Regions from separate parts of the Mus musculus genome. Here region 1 is linked to region 2. A link is a loop called in an ENCODE intact Hi-C map of the cell type or tissue named here. Cell type or tissue: left cerebral cortex. All regions are shown on one strand. Each heading gives the region's core, and the rest is flanking DNA. Links, peaks and the distances in the headings are about the cores only.

Region 1 (4,389 bases), core at 281-4,280, 78 kb after region 2:
GACCAGGTCAGAGGCTATTGGAATCGTCTGCAGGAGGGTAGCTGGGAAGAAGCATATTCTAAATTTGCTACGGAGGCAGGCAAGCTTCTCAGAGGCTGGCCTTGGGTGGGATGGAAGAACTCAGGGATGAATCCAGTGTAGTGATTTGGAGTATGGGAGGAAGAGGGTAGAATTACCATTTACTGGGATGGGAAAACTTGTGAACCAGTTGGTCAGTCATGAGTTTGGGTGTGGACATGCCAACTGTCACGTTGCAGATGCTCAGGAGAAGCCGTTGTGAGCGTGGTGTATAGGGGGAGAGGTGGGCTGTGGGTCTCCATTTGGGAATCATCAGCCTAGAGATGGTACTTAGACGCTGAATTGTTTCTTCACAGAGGGAGGGTGGATGCAGAAGAGTAGAGCATGAGAGTACAGGTTTCAGGTCATGATGTTCAGAGGGTGGGGCATCAGGAGGACAGCTGGTATTTATAAACACTAGAACGAGAATATGAGAATCGATATCAGGACATTTACCAAAGCACTATCTGGTAGGGGGTGACAGAACAAGTCCACAGAAAGCTCTCCCAACGGTACAACAGATCCAGGCTGGTGGCCCCATCACCGCCAAGCAAGGGTGATGCTGTGCCCTGCTGTGCTGCTCTCTCAAAAAATGTGAGCGTTGTCTCTAAGCCAATTGTAAATGATGGCCAGGGTCATAGGGTTTTCTAACATGCTGGGCAGTCAGGCAAACAGCTGTAGGAGTGGTTGCAGGGAGACTGGGGGGCTGTAGGTGACAGGCAGGGATAACTCGGGGTGACAGACTCTCTAGCTGCTCCCCAGAAGCCATAGTTATGGGAGAAGCCATAGTTTCCTCAGAAGCACTTGGCACGTTGTCCGGACAGCAAGAGAAGCCAGTGCTGCCATTGATAGCTGTGTGACTTCAGGAAAATTGCTCAATGTCTCCCAAGCTCTATTTCCTCGTCGCTCATGACTAATAATTCCGTCCATGGGGGTATTTGTAAAGATTAAAGAATGTTAAGTACATTAATGCGTGTAGTGAACTGCAAAGCTATATGCAAATACAAGCGTTGGAACTAAGGAGGTCTGTGATTCCTGGCTCCATTTACACAAGAATGGATTGTCACACTTTGCATAAGTGATGGGTTTTCCTTTCTGAAGTTACTTCTTTGAGATCCCTAATCCTTACCATTGGGAGAAAGACTGGGGTTAGGAGAGAGGAGAAGGGTAACACAGGAGGTGAATGACCAAAGCACATTAATACATGTTTGAAAACATCTTAATGACACCCATTATTTTGTACAATGAGTTAGGCTGGTGGGGGGGAGACAAAATCGATATTTTAGAGAAAAAAAAAAGCTTCACAAACTGAAAGTGTCTTCCATTATTTGCTTTAGAGTTAAAGCATGAGCCACCATCCTTGGACTGGGAACACAAGAAAGACATTTCACTTCCCCCATCAATGATTTCTCTCTCCCTCCGGTTCCTTATCTGCCTCCTCCTTATCTCAGAAAAGCCTTTAGCCGGTTGCCAGGAGAGATGGCTGATCTTTCTCTTCTGCCTCCCGCAATGCTGATAAAAAGCAGGAGGGGGCACAAGGGATGGAAACAATTCTGGTCCTGCCAGCCTCAGTCCAAGGAGCATTTTAGGCCAGGGGATGGGGTTCCCCTGCTGGGGGCGGGGAGATCAGTAGGTCTGTGTGTTCCAGTCTCGACAGTCCAAAACCCTCTCTTGACATTGGGAAAGTCAGTGAGTTGGATTCAAGCTTTAGGGACTCTTTGGCTGCAGTCTGGTTACTTCTGCATGCAGCCACTAGATGGCAATGTCTTCCTAACCCTAAAGCAAGGTTTTGCTTTGGAAAAATGCCAAGTTTTAACACAGACAAACCACACACACACACACACACAGACACACAGACACACAGACACACAGACACACACAGACACACACACACACACACACACAGACACACAGACACACAGACACACACACACACACACACACACAGAGACACACACACACACACACACACACACACACACACACACACTTGTTCTCCCCTAAAGTGCAAAATAATATCCATATCAATAGGGAAGCAAAGAACGTTCTTTCTGAAAACTCTGGGTAAGTTAGTGATGCAGACAGACAGGGCACCTGCTGGAAGGAGGCATATTTGTGAGGACTGAGGTCTTCATTGAAGATGTCTTCAGTGGCTGCAGACAGTGTCATCAGGGAGCTATGGGAACTGTTGGGTATTAGGAAGCTGCAGAGGTCATGGAGATGTGCCCTAGATGGAAGGTTTGTGTGAAGAACCCTGCAAAACTCTGGCCCATGCCAAGTGCCGCCTGGCCTTGCAGAAGTTGGCCTTGCAGACACATGCCCAGGGCTGGCTGTTAAGACTGTCCTGGCAGAATCAAGGACCTCCTTTGCAGGCAAGGAATTCAGAGAGAGACAGTGCGATGGGAGCCTTCTCTTGTAGATGGGGAAACTGAGGTCAGAGCAAGGAAGGTCTCTGGAGTCTGTCTTCTTGCTAAGTTTCTTTGCATGTAAACAGCCCAATTGACTTTAAATGGCTTTTCCCAATGTCTCATGCTCTTTGATGAGCTAGCATAGCTTCTTAAGCTTCCTGGCTCCAGCTTGCCAAGCGCCAGTGTCTATGCAAACCCGGGCATGCTGCAGTGGTTGAGGTTCCAATAGCAGATGAATATGTTCAAAGCCATCCAGCAGCCAAGTGATCCGGTAGAGGAGAAAAGTCATTCCAAGTAATCGCTTATTAACTCGCCAAGCAATCTCACATCTCACCGTAGATGCTTTGCAGCTAATAATGATAATAATAAGTACTTATTTAGTGCTTCTTGTAGATCAGTCTCCATTTTAATCAGTTAGTATCATAGAGCCACATTATTCCAACAACACCATGAAATAGATCCTACTGCCATTTTTTTGAGTCAGGAGCTGTCTGTCTATACAGCTCAGGCTGTCCTGGAACACAGGAGAAATGCCCCCCCCCCCCCCCGCCTCAGTTTCCACAGTGCTTGGATTACCGATATCTGCTGACAAATTTGGTTCAGTTATTACTCTGTCTGTGTTACAGGTCCAATAGGGTAAATCAGAGAAGGTAAATAACTCGCCTACGGTTACACAGCTGGAAGGCACAGAGCCAACATCACACCCTGCTTTGCCTAACTCCAGAGCAGATCTTTTAGCATTCCTGCCATGAAGTTGCTTATGACACTTTCTCCCATGTGTAGGCTCTGACAGAGGCACTTGTCAGAGTTTCGGACCAGAGCACCAGTCAGCATCTTATCATTTTCCGATTGTGACATGGTGGCCCAGGGGTGGTGAGCAGGCTCAGGGCTTGGAGACTTGGTGGCTTCCAAGTCACACCTACAGGCTACTCAGAACGTGAACGTGTGGGACGAAAGAGTTGCTTGTAGACAGAGGCCAGCACCAACAGGCAAGACACTGCTGGATCTGTTTGGGGGCAAGCACAGGAGGAGTGGGTATCTCAGGGGACAAAAGGACAATAGCACAAAGAGGTAGTCTGTGTATAAAGGGCCACCCTGTTCTGGGGTCTGAGTGTCACCTTGATACAAAAGGACTTAGCATGTGGCAGTAAGGACTGACTACTCCATCTCCATCTTGTGGGAGACAGTGTCTCAAATGAAGAAATAGATGCCATGGGCTAGGCGTGTAACATGGTGGAAGGGTTCTTGCTTAGCATGTGTGAAGGTCTGGGGTCCCTTGGCACTAGAAACAAAAACAGAAACGAGGAACACAGAGGCCAGATTAAAAATGGGCTTCAAAAATCCAGGTTCCTGTTTTACCACAAAAGGCTATGACATTGAAGTGGAAGCATGTGAGATGCAGATGACTAGTCACCGGCTGCCAGTGCCGAAGTTACTGGTACACAAGTAGTACCGAGATTTCCAGTCCGACAGACTGGATTCCCAGATCCACGCCACCCTCTTTTACATTATGACCCTTGGGCAAACTATCTAGTGTCTACTGAGTCTCTATTTCCTCATATTTAAAAGAGGGAAAATTCAATATCTGCCCCAACGTTGCTGAGAGCACTAAACAGATGAAGTACACAACGTACCTGGTTGGCCACACTGTCTGGCTGCCGTGCCTAATAAACAGTAATGGGGATGATGAGGACGGTTGCTATACAGGCCCACCCTGGAAGTCTTGTTATACAAGTCTGGCAACCCGAGTTCAATCCCCAGGACCCACGTAAAAAAAGTGTCCACAAAAATGTCCTCTGATCTCTACAATTGTGTCATGGCACATCATATACCCTTATCTTATCTATGGATGAACACACACACACACACACACACAGAGTAGTAAAAAAATAAATATATATATATATATTTAAAGGGACCAGAA
Region 2 (4,389 bases), core at 262-4,261:
AGACCAGGTCTGGGTTTGCACAGCTGTTCTCAATGGCAGAAGGCTCTGGTTTGTGTGTGTGTGTGTGTGTGTGTGTGTGTGTGTGTGTGTGTGTGTATGTTGATAATGAAAACAAGGCAGAAAAGAACCAGGTTAGGTAGGCCTAGCAGTGCACAGAACCAAAAGAGGGATATTAGAAGGTTCCTGGGCCGGCTAGTCTAGCTATCCTCTGGCTTGTCATTATGGAAAGAGCCCTGAACATGGAGAGATGATCCTGCCTCTTTCATCTCTCTAAACCTCACTTCTTCACCCATGACAGGAAAACACTAGGAGACGCATTCAAGGTCAGCCCTGGCTCTGTGATTTTTCTGCAGCCTCTCATTAGATCAGCCAAACGCTTCCAAACCTGTACTCATGTACACACGTGTAGCCACATTGATAACATTTGCACTTTGGTCAGGTAAAGTCACCAAATACTCAAAATATAACCAGTACGACCTCTGATTAAACCTGTAGCCCCAGAAAGTCCTGTGCTCCCCTCCTCCTCCTTCCCTCTCCTGCTCAGCTGGACAACTGAGCTGGGATCCTTATACTCCCATGCCCTGGCTTTCAATAGACCAACAACAGATGGAAGCAGTTTCCCCCAGATTAATTATCACCCTGGCCACCTCATAGGGAAGGCATGATCGGTACGAAAAAGATTGGTCTGATCACCCTAAGGTGGTGGAATCAAATGAGCTCTTTTTTTACTGGTGAGAAGGTCGATTATAGGTACCTTTGGAGTGAGTCAGGGCAGGCCTGGAACTGAGAGCCTCCAGCAACTTTCTATCTCCTTTCTGAGCAAGCTCACATACCACGCAGACAATAGGGCCCACCCAGCCAAAGAGCCAGGGCTATAGGCTTTTGTCCCACTTACAAACCAATGGCAGAAATAATGGTGACGGTGCAAACTACCCAGCCTTGCCCAATTTGTCAGAGGAGGAAAATTCTTCCTTTGACCCGAGCCGAGATCCTCAAGGTCATTTTGGGGATGTGACCAAATATCTACCCAACTAAGCATCTATACCTGGGCTATTTCCCCTGTTTCCTTTCCATTTCTTTCCTCCCCTTCACCTTTTCTCATGTATGGACCTACAGTGCAGATCAGGCTAGCCTCAAACTTGAGGCAAGCTTCCTGTTTCTATCTTCGGAATGTCTGTTCACAGGCATTGGCTATTTCTCTGTCAAAACGTCTTTGAGCTAAGCCAAACCAGTGCAAAATGAGGAAAGTGAGACAGTGAAAATCCTCCCACAGTTTTATCATCTTGGCAGTGCCGTTGAGGAGAGAAACACTTTTTCTTTCCTAACGCTCCACGACACCTGAATGCCCACTGCGGCAGAGCCTCACGGATAGGAAGTGTTACTTTCCCACCCTTCGGGGCTCTTTAAGAAGGGTGGCTGCAGAGGGCTCAGTGGGGGTTTCAACACTTGCAGCAGTGGAGGGCTTGTGGGTTGGGTTCTTGAGTATTTGTTCTGAAAGCAACCACTGCATTGTGGGAGCCAACTCGCCAGTGCCTTATTGAGCAATACTTCATTTTTCTTCAGCTCATTTAGGACTTCATTTGTTTGGTTTTTTTTTTAAGCTATATTTTTCTAAAACATCATAGAAGGAAGCTGTGGGCTTCGATCGGAAGATCACAAGTTTTAGGTTAAAGACGCAGAGAATGAGTGTTGTTTGCGGTAGTCACAAAGCAAGCGACGGAGGGCACAATTCCTGCCTAGCCTGCTGCAACCTCTGACTTTCTTGCAGGCGTGCTAAAAGTTTTGATTTTTTTCCCCATCCTGGTCTGCTAATCTGTAAGTACTCATGACCATCTCTGATAACCTACTTCCGAATCCTTAAAATGGACATCTCAACACACAGTCCGCTGAGCGTCCTGAGGATTTAATAAAATCAGTGAACATTGATTGAGTAGCTAAAAAGTTTCACTCTGAAGACTTTTGAGAAGAGGAGGCAACCAAACTGTAAAAGCTGCTGTCCCCAATACACTGAATCATAGAAAGACCCTTGCCGAGAGAATGAAGGCAGGAGAATGAAGCTTTCCGTGTGGATGAGCACGTGTAACAGCCTGGGTCTGAGTCTTTGGACTACCACACAAAACCATCTCTATAAATTACCGGGCCTTCTTGTGCCTCAGTTGCCCCATCTGTAAAATGGAGACTAAGTGCATAATGATCTAGGACCCCTATTCTGTCTTAAATTCTCCTACCTTAACGCAGATGCGGGAGAGCATGTGTTTCCAGTTGCTGCCAGTAGGGGGCAAATGCGCACAAACCCCTGAACGCATACAGACTGATAAGGTTTGAGAATACAGTGGAAAAAAACCCTAGCCACTTCTCTTCTGGAAGCACTCTGTCCTAAGGGGCTGTGGGAGGGCCAAATGAGATTCCTTTAAACTATTTTGTACAAACTCCTTAAAAAAACAAAAACAAAAACAAAAAAAGCCTTAAACAGTAAGAATACCATTCTCTGTATCAAGAGGGGCAGCTTGGTGAGCAGGCCCTCCAAAGAACTGAGGGGTGAGGCCAGGGTTGGGGGAGGTGGTGGGTTTTTCTTGAGCTGGCTATCCGTGCAGAATCCGGCTTCCTCCTAAAGGCAGCTAAAGGATGGGCAGAGATTTAAGCGCCTGTACACATTCTCTCAGCTGCCTTTGGTTTAGTGGAACCAGAGGAAGTGGGGGCCGGTGAAGAGGGTGGGTGGCCACCTTCCCGGAGGAGACAAAAAAAAATCTCTCCGGCAAGCCGTCAAACCTGAGTCAAACACCCCCGGAGGAGGCACTCTGGCTTCCTCACGGAGGGGCTGCCGTGGGAGCTGGAAACAGAGACTCAGTCCCAGGCCCCAGCTAAGTCTCTGAGCCCCGACACCCCCTTTCAATTCATTCAAAAGAGCAAAGAAAAGCTGCTTACGTGAAGACAAGTGGTGGCTAGGTCCAGACAGAAGGCTTTCAAGGCAAGAGAAGGCAAGCGCGCTCCCAGCACCAGCGGACTGTAGAAATAAAGGCACCTGTAGCCGTGTGATATAAGTGACACCTACAGACAGGTCCGTTTGGTTTTTCAGGTTTATGCACAGCCCCTTTGATGACGGTGACATACGGTGTGACACGGCTCCTCGGGGGTGGGGGGTGGTTTTCACATGCAGAAAGTTTACCTTTCTCCTGCTTTTGTGCCCAGCTCCCACCACCCACCGAGGGGACCCAGGAAATGAGCAGAGAATTCTTGCCCCCGGGGGGATAAGTGGAGTGCTGGCTGGAGCAGTCTCCGTTGAGCAAGCTGGAGGGAAGGAAATTCAGGCCTGGTGTCTGTTCATTGCAGCCTTTGCCTGGGCTGGCCAAGTCCCGAACCTCTGTATGTAGTGTTATCCCCTATTCTGTGCGTGTTAGGAAAGAAGAGCAGTGCCAAGAAGTGGTAAAGAATAAAGGTGCTTCAGGGATCAAATTCTGAGCCGGTCATTTTCTGGCTGCATTACTGTGAATAAGTTAATGAGCATATCCGGGATCCATCAGATTAATGCAATAATGGAATCTGTCCTTGGGTTGCTGGGAAGGCCATACTTGGTAATGTCAGCCAATCACCTGGAAGCCTGTCCTTGGGCGCTACATATTTCCTTCTATTGATCCTGGTGGGGACCTTCCGATCAGGGGGCAGGGAGAGAGTCAGGGAGCAGTGCTTTCACTGGCCTTTCCACTCTAAGCACCCAAAGGGCGCCATGTTTGAATACAGGAGCCATGTGACAGCTTTCCCCCTTTCCCAGTGTCCTCTGTTTTAGAAATGGCGATATGAAGGGATCGTGGAGCTGCAGTGTCAAACATCCAGAACAACACGGGGGCGGGGGGTCCTGATTGGCTTGCAAGCTGTCAGCTGTCTCACTGAGAACTACCCAGTTTTTAGGACATCTCTCAAATCTAAATGACGGCCTAGGCAGTCATCTGGGAGGAGTGTTCATAACCCCCTTTCGTGGGTTCCGTTCCTCTCTCAATCTCAGGCAGCCAAGACACCAAGGTGCTCAAACTGCAGACTCTGTGATCTTGAAGTGGAAAGCAGAGATTGACTGGTTGGTTAGGTTTTCTTGGGAACACTGGGCATAGGCACAAACACTCAAATCCAAACACCCGAACGGCGTGAAGAAACAAAAGGCAGTTCATGTGAGGAGTCATGTGTCATCATGGAAAAATAGTCGGGGCAAGATAAGTGGCCTGTTGAGGCTCTGGCTTGGCTCTGGGACCTTAGGTGGGAGAGCCAGCTTTTCTGGGTCAGAATTCTCCCAACAGTAATAGGAGAAAACGGGATTAAGTTATTTATTTATTTATTTAATCATTTTGTTGGATTTAACAGTGCCTTTAATCCCAACACTCAGGCGGCAGATATCTGTGG

Evidence for each region. Hi-C counts contacts between places; a loop is a spot of excess contacts. Peaks named below come from ENCODE experiments on the same cell type or tissue, not always from the same donor. Only the 100,000 strongest peaks of a DNase experiment are listed, where the experiment ranks them.
Region 1: it touches region 2 in a loop (2.1-fold over the local background); 4 of 42 quality-filtered maps call a loop at or near these places.

The regions. Positions count from the first base shown.
Region 1 is chr2:103,344,918-103,349,306 of GRCm38, reverse strand. The region is part of intron 1 of A930006I01Rik (RIKEN cDNA A930006I01 gene); the gene reads left to right. Among named protein-coding and RNA genes, the nearest start is that of A930006I01Rik, 26 kb to the left of the region's middle. In left cerebral cortex, for the core only: a CTCF peak has its summit at 1,786 (motif pointing right); a DNase peak (open chromatin) is centred at 1,788; H3K4me3 peaks cover 195 bases.
Region 2 is chr2:103,422,725-103,427,113 of GRCm38, reverse strand. It overlaps Elf5 (E74-like factor 5), which reads right to left and starts at 3,046. Exons shown (of 7, transcript NM_010125.3): 1 at 2,926-3,046. In left cerebral cortex, for the core only: a CTCF peak has its summit at 2,258 (motif pointing right); DNase peaks (open chromatin) are centred at 634, 1,271, 2,280 and 2,720.